2 separate regions of the Homo sapiens genome follow, and region 2 is linked to region 1. Evidence: chromatin contacts called from ENCODE Hi-C or POLR2A ChIA-PET data. All regions are on one chromosome and are shown on one strand. The core of a region is the stretch at or near the end of the contact, and the rest is flanking DNA. Distances in the headings are between cores, read along the strand shown.

Region 1 (4,834 bases), core at 814-3,313:
CCGCGTGAATCAACAGCAACTCTGCAGCCCCCGACCCCAGCCCTGGCGTCCCACTCACTGAGGCTCTGGCCAGGTGGCGGTGACTCAAACCTTCTCCATTTTAACTTGGCATCTCAGAGCTTCTGGACAGAGTCCACAAATACATGAGACAAAAATAGGCCAGCATACCCTCCCTTGCCAGGCCCTCATTGTTGAGGGATGAGATGAGGGCTGGGCAAGCGGTTACACAGCCGAAACCAGGGCCCTAGAACCCAGCTCTGCCAGCATGGGCGCCCCACAGCTCTGCCCACAGCGTCTGCTCTTTATTCTTGGTTTCTCCTCTCCTTCTCTTCCACTTCCCATTCTTTGTGATCCATCTTTTTCCAAAAGTTGACAGGTTGGCTGGAGACAATTCCCCCTGCCAGCTTTTCTGTCTTTTCCACCTTTAGTTTAAGTTGTCCATGAGGGCTGGTGATCCATTTTCGGTCCTCCATACCTTCCTGGGCAATCCCTCTGGGCCCTCACACCTCCACGCCCTCCACCCTCCCAGCTCCTTCCTCCCGGGGCCTCGAGCTTTTCCCTTTTTTCATCCTCTGTGCACTGTTTCACCCCGACATGTATGTTATTGTTTGACTGTGGCATCAGCCATTCTTGGAGACTTTTCCCAGGGCTTGCAATTTTGTAGCAGAGAGAGATTTTCTATCTAAAGCAAAATGCTGGTCTTGTTTAAATAAATAATAAGATAAAAGAATCAGGCACTGTAGGGGTATTTGGCCCACAGCCATCCTGTCTCAGCAGGGTCCTTTTCATTGAGGGAAGCATTTTTCATATCCATAATTTGCCCCTTTCTCTAACCCAGGGTGCACGCTGCCGTGGCCCTTGGTGACAATGTCCCCTGTGGCCTTCCTCCAAAGCTTGCTCCAGCAAGCTCTGACATGGTGTCCTCCCTCCCCTTCTGGGCTGCGGCTTCTCCAACCTCCCCCAGCTCCTGCAGACAGAGGAGAAACAGCAAGTCACAAGATAAGACAAAGACCCTCTAGGCCAGGCCACTCCTCGCTGCCACTCTGGGACAGCAAGGCAAAACGCAGACGGCCCCAGCTCTGGACGCCTCTCCTCCTCTGGACCCTAACCCTAACCCTAAGCCACTGGAACACTCACGGGAGAAAGCTGGACCTGCTTTGAGGCTCACCTCCCTGCATGCACATCCATCCGGCTTCTCTCAAGAAGCAACCTGGTGTCTGAGAGCCGTTGAGTCTTCATCCCAGCTCTGGTATTTCTCTCATGTGGCCACATAACCTTGAATGTCTGACCTTCAATTTCTTCATCTGTACAGTGGTGAAGATGATCCCCACTTTGCTAGGTTGTTGTGAGCATTACCTAAAAGAAAATAGGTGCTATGGCGGCATGTTTGTTGAGCTAGGAGGACTCGGAACAAAATTAGCTTCTGCACCGGCTGTGCTGGAGCCAGGCAGGCCGCTCCGGTGTGGCCCTGTTTTTCCTGGTTTGTGTCCCAGGAACCTGCCAACCCTCATTGTCCCGGATTTTCCCTTTGACTCCAAAAGCCGTGTCTTTCTTATCAAGCCTCTTTATTTTTGTTATTATCCCGTCAACATACTCCCCTCTGATTCGCCCCCACTAATGACTCGCGCCCTTTCCAAAGTCCCAGCACACCGCGCTTATAATCTCTTTCAGCTGTCCTTAAAAAGGTTCTATTTGTCCCCTCCGCCCCGCTCAGGGGCGCCCGGACTCTGGGGCCCGGCCTTCGCGGGCTCCCGGGTTCCTCCCATCGCTTCCCTCACAGTCCTGGCCGCAGGGCAGCGGGTTTCGCACGGGAGGGAAGGTTTGGATGGCTAACGCCCAGGGTTGGTCTTCCCTGTGTCTTTTATGGGAACACGTTCCTGCCTGCGCCCCACGGGACAGAGCCGTTTTCCCGCCCCGCCACGCCGCGCCCGCAGGCCCCGCTGCCCGCAGCCTCTTCCCGACGCCCCAGGCCGTGCGCCCCCCCGAACCGGGCCCACCGCGTGCTGTGCGGGGCTTCCGCGCCTGCGCACGAACGCTTCTGCGAGCTTTCTCGGAAGCAGCTGGGGGGCGGGGAATCTGCTGAGGAACGGCGCTTTATAAATCAAAAGATAATAATAACAGAGCTTACGGTGAGCACCGGAGGCTGGAAACGGGGTGGCATCCGCTCGGGGCGGGGCGGCGTCGCCAGCGAATGACAACACTGCCCCCTGGTGGCCGATGCGGCCAGGCCCGAGAGAGCGCAGGCCGGGTGCGAGCCAGGCTTCCTCACCACGCGGCTTCCCCACTCATCCCATAGAAACCGTAACTGAGCAAATGACGGTAAGTCCCCAGGAAGCGTTAAGGCCAGGAAGCAGCACAGGAGAAAAACCCGAATCCCATTTTTTTAGAGTAGGGATTTATTTGTTGTCCCCAGATAGCAAGCTGAATTTCTGAATAGTTCAGAGCTCACAAAAGAAGCCAAGACCTTTCAGGGCATTTTATAATGTTGCTTTTTATAAACAAAATATTGAAACCACTACTATCACTGTCACTGGGGGATTACTGTTGAGCAGAAATGCTTGTGAAACTCCCAAAAGAAAGGGTCGTTTGTGCTTCTTTGGCATTAAGTAAAAATGTCCTGTTTGGTGTGTACACGTTTTCATATTTAATTATTCACACTGTGCACTTTATATATAAACTCAGCACTTAGGTTCTCTGTGAGCCAGAAACCTGGCTTCTGTGCTCATCCATAGACCCAGTGAGAGTGTAGAAGCCAAGCCTGGTGGAGCCTGTGTCTACCAGGGCATTGCAGTAAAGCTTCTACCACTCACTGTAAATACCTCCCATCGAGGCTGAGGAAAAGTTGTAGCATACTTGGAAATTGGGGTGGAGTATTGTCATCCAAAAAGGCATATTTCTTTTGGTGTTTTCCATACCCGGCTGTGTCATTGTGAAGCCTCAGCTCTCCCAATCTCCCCATAAACTGGAGGAATCCTAGTGTTTCCTGTCCTGCCACATTATGTGTGGGGAAGATTTTTTTTTTTTTTTTTGAGACAGAGTTTCACTCTTGTTACCCAGGCTGGAGTGCAATGGCGCGACCTTGGCTCACTGCAACCTCTGCTTCCTGGGTTCAAGCGATTCTTCTGCCTCAGCCTCTGGAGTACGGAGCTGGGATTACAGGCACCCGCCACCATGCCCGACTATTTTTTGTATTTTTTAGTAGAGACCGGGTTTCACCATGTTGGCCAGGCTGGTCTCAAACTCCTGACCTCAGGTGATCCACCCGCCTCGGCCTCCCAAAATGCAGAAAGAGTCTTAAGATGGATTTTTAGTAAGTACTTCAAGCGGCTTTATGAAAGCTACCGTCAGTAAAGTAGAAAACTATATATGCACATATTTAGATATGGAGCTCCCACGGAGGAAGTGCTCTGACAGGTCAAATCTGCCCCCAAAATAAGTTGATAGAACTTCAAGGAAGCATGAAAGCGGCCTTGCTGTGCATTTCATTTTATGGAGCGTAAGTGCCTAATAAATGAATGTGTGGGTCTGAAGAAAGTGATATTTTCTAATGAAGTTATAAGTGTCGCAGTCCGGAAAAGTAGAACCCAAACAAACACAAAAAGGAGCGTGCAAGGCCCACGCCGCGCTGCACAGACTCTCCCCACCTGGTGAATGCTGACCTGGGGCCAGGCCACAGGCAGGGAGAGAAAGGTCGCCGGCATGAACACCAGGTGACCCCGTGAAGTGTGTGCTTCTGAGAGCAGGGGTCCCCCAAGTGAAGTGGGCGATGGCCTCCACCACCTTGAGAGCTCGTCATCCACTGTTTTTAACACTGCCTTCTGTTTTGCTTTAGTTCTGCTAAGATACACCTAACATAAAATGGACCCTCTTAACCTTTTTTAAGTGTGCAGTTCAATGGCATTAAGTACATTCACATTACTATGCAACCATCACCGTCATCCATCTCCGGGACTTTCTCCTCTTCCTAGATGGAAACTCTGGCCCCACTACACACCAACTCCCCATCTTCTCTCCCCCGTTCCAGTTGCTGTCTTTGTGAATTTGACCACTAGGAACCTCACACAACGTTTATCCTTTTTATCACAGGATTACTACACTTAGCAGGATGTCCCCCAGGCTCATGCACGTTGTAGCGTGTCAGGGTTTCCCTCCCTGTTAAGGTGAGTCGCGTTCCATCATACGCACCCATCACGTCTTGCTTATCCATTGATCTGTCCATGGATCCATGGACGCTTGGGTTGTTTCCACCTTCTGCCTAATGTGAATAACACTTCTGTGAACACGGGTGTACACGTAACTCCTTGAGACCCTGCTTTCGATTCCTTTGGATATATACCCGGAAGAGGATTGCTGGATAACGTGGTGATTCCGTTTAATTTTTGGAGGAGCCACTGTACAGATTTCCGCGCGGCCGCACAGCTTTTCCGTCCCACCCGCGGTTCCGAAGGGCCCACTTTCTCCACGTCCTCCCCAACGTTGTTGTTTCTGGATTTTTGACAGAGGCCATCCTGATGAGTACGAGGTGGTAGAGCTGCCTGCTTTTTGATTAATGTGACGATCACACCCTCTGCCTGGGAGTTTTACAGACTGGTGATGACTTTTTGTGGCATCTCAGGAAAGAACATAACTTCGTGGACGTCCTTAGTCAGAATCTACTCAGTGTATCTACTCAGTATAGGCTCACATGAGCCCTCACCTTCCCAGGGAGTCACAACCTCTACTATACTTCTTCTTTCTGCTCTGCCCCCCACAAACGGCCCTGCCAGCCCTCACCACCTAGAGGGAGATTGGGAGCCGGTAGAGGAAAGACACCCTGAATCCCCGAGGTCAAGCA
Region 2 (4,834 bases), core at 1,327-3,826, 470 kb before region 1:
TTTGTTCCCCAGGTTTCTGTCTGTATAGGTTAGAAAACTCAAGTAGTTATTTTGGAGTGTAGTGTACCTTCTCAGGGGTCATGTCTTGAACCTTCACCTTTAGGAGCCTGCTGGAGTTACTGGTCTAAAAACAGAGCCGTGGTAAAGGTGGGTCCTGAGTAGACTCAGCATTATCTTACAAAGCAACTGCCTCAAGGAAGCCACTACAGTTTCCTTAGACAATGCAGGGTTAATGCCCTCAAACAGGGGTGGAGAGGCTACTCCCATTGGGGGTGGAGAGGCCACATCCACTGGCAAAGAGGACTCATCAGAATTTAGGGTTCGATATCCCCAGCTTCATCAGGATCTTCCCACACATCCCCATCCCAACTTTCGGCACCCCCTTCCTTCCCAATCAATGCCTTTAACAGTATTCACCCTATGAGACTGGGAGTTCAATTTGCATCATAATACAGCCAGTCACAGGATAAGATTCTGGGTTTTTTAGCCATTTCAGCCCTGCAACTAATACAACTTAAGGTTCTCCTTCAGGGCACACATACAAGCCTTCAGGGCATTTATGTGGTGTTTGAGCTGGAAAATAAAATGCTTGAGCTCATCCTTTTCTTTCCCCACTTTGTCCAGTGACAACCAGCCAATCTCACCGTATTTGTTAGTTTACCAAAAATGTTCAAAAATATCATATACACAGTACCCAGATCCTTGATTGCTTTAAGTGGTTGGTTAGGAGTATCCAATGGTGATATCTTGTATATCTCTATTGCCAGATCATGCCATGGCCTATCAGTGCTCTCCTTACTACTGGAAAGAGTTATCAGCATATTTTAGTCTTATCAGATTAGAGAGCCACTTCTAGAAACCCCAGAATCACATTCAGAAAACCCATCCTGGAAACTCTGCTCCTCTAGAACCACTCCCAGTACCAAAATCTGTACTAGTCAGGATTCTCCAGAAATAGGACCAATAAAGTGTGTGGAGAGACATAGAAACAGTATGAGAGAGAAACTGGCAATCCCAAGATCTGCAGTCCACACGCTGAAGAGCCAGGAGAGCCTTGGTATAGTTCCTGTCTGAAAGCCAGCAGCTTTGAGACCTGAGAACAGCTGGTATTTCACTTTGAGTCCAAAGGGAGGAGAAGACCCATGTCCCAGCTCATGGATATCAGGCAGGAGAAATTCCCTCTTACTCATGGGAGAGTCAGCCTTTTTGTTCCATTCAGCCTTTCAACTCATTGGATGGGGCCCACCCACATTAGGGAGGGCCATCTGTTATACTCAAGTTTACCAACACAAATGTTAGCCTCATCCAAAAACACCCTCACAGATACACCCAGAATGTCTGACCAAATGTCAGTTGGCACACAAAATAACCATCACATAGCATAGTATGTTTATCTCATAATCTGCATCCTGTGGAAGACAACTCATGTTAAAAGCTAAATAAAATAATGTCAGCTCATATAGCATATATTAGACAACAGAATATTCTCCACAGGACTTTAAAATATATAGAGTTGAGACATAAAGGAAGGAATCAAATTCATAATGCAACAAGAGAACACTTTGAAATAAAAATGGGCAGTTCTGAAAAAGAAACACAGACATTCCACGTAGGAAAATACATAGTTATTAAAATGAACTCAAGGATGGGTTGAACAGTAGACTTGACAAAGGTAAAAAAATAAAGATAAAAAAAAGAATCAAGGCAAATATTAGAAGAAATCATCTGAAGTTACTCAGAGATAAAAAGCCAGTAAATATGAAAGACAAGTATGGAAACAGACTAAATGGATGACAGACTGGGCGACCCAACAAGCAAAGCATTCAACAGGAAAAACAAAAAAGAAGCAAGAAAACAGAGAACGTGAGCATTCACGTTAACACTCGCAGAACACTAGCCAGAACTGAAGACGGTCCCCATGCAGAAAAAACATATGGAGTATCAGGCAGAACAAATTTGGGAAAATTCACTCCTATACTGAATATCTTCAGTTTATCTTACTGAAACTCCATAAAGTAACTGACACAAATTCTGAGGGAAAGAAAAGCCCAACTGTTCCCAAAGATTCCCAGTAAAAATAACAACATAATAAATGGCTGTCAGTTTCTGTGCTGTTACTCTTTGCCAGTCCCTATACTAAGAAAATATTACAATTATCTCTTGTAGTTTTAGGCTTCAAAACAGCATGTAAGAATATTTTCATTGTACAGATGAAGAAACAAGCTCAGAGTTCAAGTAAATTACACAAGGACATCTGAAATTCAAATTCGGATCTGACTCTGAACCCTAGAACCTTATTCATACTACTCCTCACAATCACCCACAAATAGCTGCTCTTAGATTCTTCATCTGGAATGGCAGAGTAAGAAGATTTATGTGAAGAAAGATTTTAAAATAATGTTCCCAGGTCACAGAGTTAATAAGTATCAAGTCAGGCGCTATCTTACTCCAAAAGCATGCTCCTTCTGCTGTGATAAATCACTCATCAGCAGGCCTCAGTTTCTTCACCTGCAAAAAATGTGGCCAATGCTAATTGTTCTCCCAGTTCCTCCAAGAGTCTGACACCTTGCCAGCCTGTCACACCTAGTGAGCAAAACCCCAACTCTGCCATCCCACTCCTTCCTCATCAGCCAAGATCTTGTTTACATTCTCTGTTCCTAATCCCAGGCAGCTGAAATAGGCCAAGGAAAATCCCAGGGAAGACCGTTGCCTCTACAAATAGATGATTCAATTGCAATTGCATAGTCAGAACTGCCCAGCAAACCTATGACACCTTCAAGGCCACTGTTTCTCCCAAGCAATTTTAAACTGTGACTGAATCATTACACTTTCCCATTTCAGTAAATTCACCAATGACTTCCTAGATACCTAATTCAGTGGACATTTTTTCAGACCTTGTCTTCCTTAAACTTTTCGTAGCATTTCACTTGGTTAACCAGGAAGATATGGGTGCTAATACTCACCCAGTCACTTAAGGCAAAATGGGAAAGTCATCCTAGATGTCTCCTCTATACCCACCAATTAGTCAATACATTCTATCTATTCTGTCTTCTTGATACTTACCACACCCATTTTCTTTGTTTTATCTATACTGCCTCATCTAGCTCCTCATCATCCCTAATCTCAACTAGTATACTAGTTTCCTTACTGGTCATCACACCTGCAGTTTCATTTCCCTCTCCAATTCATTGTCTACCAGAACATCATCTACCAGAATGATCTAAAAGCTAGCAGAATGATCTTTCAAAATTCAAATCTCATCAGAGTCAAAACCTCTTCAACTTTACAGGTCCCCCATAAACCTTAATTCTACCAGAAGACATACGATGCCCTTATGATTCCACCTAATCTCTTGCCATGCATCTTCCCCCACCCTCACACGTAATATGCCCTTTCCTGTCTTTACATGCAGCTTCTTCCTAAAATGCCTGCCCCCAGCTAGCCTGCCTGAAAAAAACCCAGCCCAAGCCAATCCTCCTCTGATAATTCCTCTGGCTGCTCTTACCTCCTTGCTCCCATCACAAGTTACACAGACTTCCATTTCGGCAACATCCCACTCCACTAAATCGTATATATATACTGGTATTAATTCCATGGGAACAACATTCCTCTTGTACCTTCAATGCCTAGTGAAACAACCGGATTCACACAGCAGGCAGTCAATAAGTACTGCTTAAATAAGCGAACAAATGGCTGGATGACTAAGGTGCCTTCATTGAAGCATTTATTATGTCCTACCAATTTTAAAAATTCCTTTAAAGTGAAAGTTAGCCAATACTGAGGCAGAAAGCAAGACAATACCATGGCTCTTCTTTGTGGGTGTCATTTCATGCCCCTACACTGAGGAGGTACAAACTTCTCTAAGGGTGCCCCTTCCATCTTTATTGTTTCTACATTTGCCTGCTCTTTCCCTTCCTTCCTCAGAAGGAAAGATGTGTTAGCAACAGTCATGCTCCAATTCTTTCCATTTCCCTCCTTAGCTCTCTGAGGGTCTGCAAACTGCAGGGAAGGGTGAGCGTGAAGCTTGTTCTTTACCAACAACAGCATCCAAAACCAAAACTACCTTGATACCGGACAGCTTCATGCGCACCACTTTAAGGCCTGAGATCCATGAGTAGAAGAAACAAGGAGCAAAGCAAAAGGTCACTTCCCTACAAACAAAATGTGGGCCTCAGAATGTGAGGCAAGAAAATCTTACATGATATGAATGTCAGATGGCAGCCTTTAGCCTACATCACCACAAATCAATATTAAATAACTAAGACAGTGTATTTATACATTGAGAGAGGATACACTGTAGAAAAGACCCTAACTATGCTTCCATTTCATAAACCACAAATTTAGATTTCTACTATGCTTTTTCTTTTCTTTGCTGTACTTTCTGAAGTTAAATGAATCAGTTAAATTCTTCAAATACCAGTCAGAACACATCAACTGCTTCTTTTAAAAGAAACTCTTAAAATGGGGCAAAGTAGATGCCAAATAAGGACTCTGTTTCTAAACATAAATTTAATACAAGTATTGTAAGCAAGGTCAAAATTATTAAAAGGAACTCCACTTCTGAATATTTAGAATAAAAAAGTCTGCTCTCAATTTTGATGTATTTCTAAGTCCTTACAGCCAACAAAGAACAAAAAACTCCACTGGTATTTAAAATTCTATCTGGATATATTACACTGACAAGATATGATTATATAACCAAGACCGTATCATGTAAATACTGAAAGTTTAAAGTCATAGGTAGAAAGAACACTTGAATAAAGATACTAGGATTCAGAGAGAATTTGTAGACTTTATTTTAGACTCCACAGTCATCTTTCCAGAGGGAAAAAAA

Evidence for each region. A loop is a pair of places that touch in the nucleus more often than their neighbours do. ChIA-PET counts read pairs that join two places held with the same protein, here RNA polymerase II (POLR2A). Pooled maps may share reads with other maps.
Region 2: a loop to region 1 is called in a map of ascending aorta, with 3 times the contacts of the local background. The contact joins the enhancer-like site here to the promoter of LINC02521 in region 1. A Hi-C loop is called at or near these places in 1 of 168 maps with a recorded cell type or tissue (ascending aorta) and 7 of 50 pooled maps. POLR2A ChIA-PET finds 5 or more read pairs at or near these places in 1 of 52 experiments (activated CD8-positive, alpha-beta memory T cell).

The regions. Positions count from the first base shown.
Region 1 is chr6:2,632,437-2,637,270 of GRCh38, forward strand. LINC02521 (long intergenic non-protein coding RNA 2521) reads left to right here and starts at 2,064. Exons shown (of 3, transcript NR_149119.1): 1 at 2,064-2,319; 2 at 4,501-4,834. LINC01600 (long intergenic non-protein coding RNA 1600) reads right to left here and starts at 2,167. Exons shown (of 3, transcript NR_131168.1): 1 at 2,129-2,167; 2 at 1,169-1,356.
Region 2 is chr6:2,164,260-2,169,093 of GRCh38, forward strand. The region is part of intron 1 of GMDS (GDP-mannose 4,6-dehydratase); the gene reads right to left. Among named protein-coding and RNA genes, the nearest start is that of GMDS, 79 kb to the right of the region's middle. Within about 2 kb of position 2,577, at least 3 of the 41 ENCODE cell types and tissues checked have a DNase peak (open chromatin) inside an H3K27ac peak, as active enhancers do; they include ascending aorta, where a contact is called at or near this core.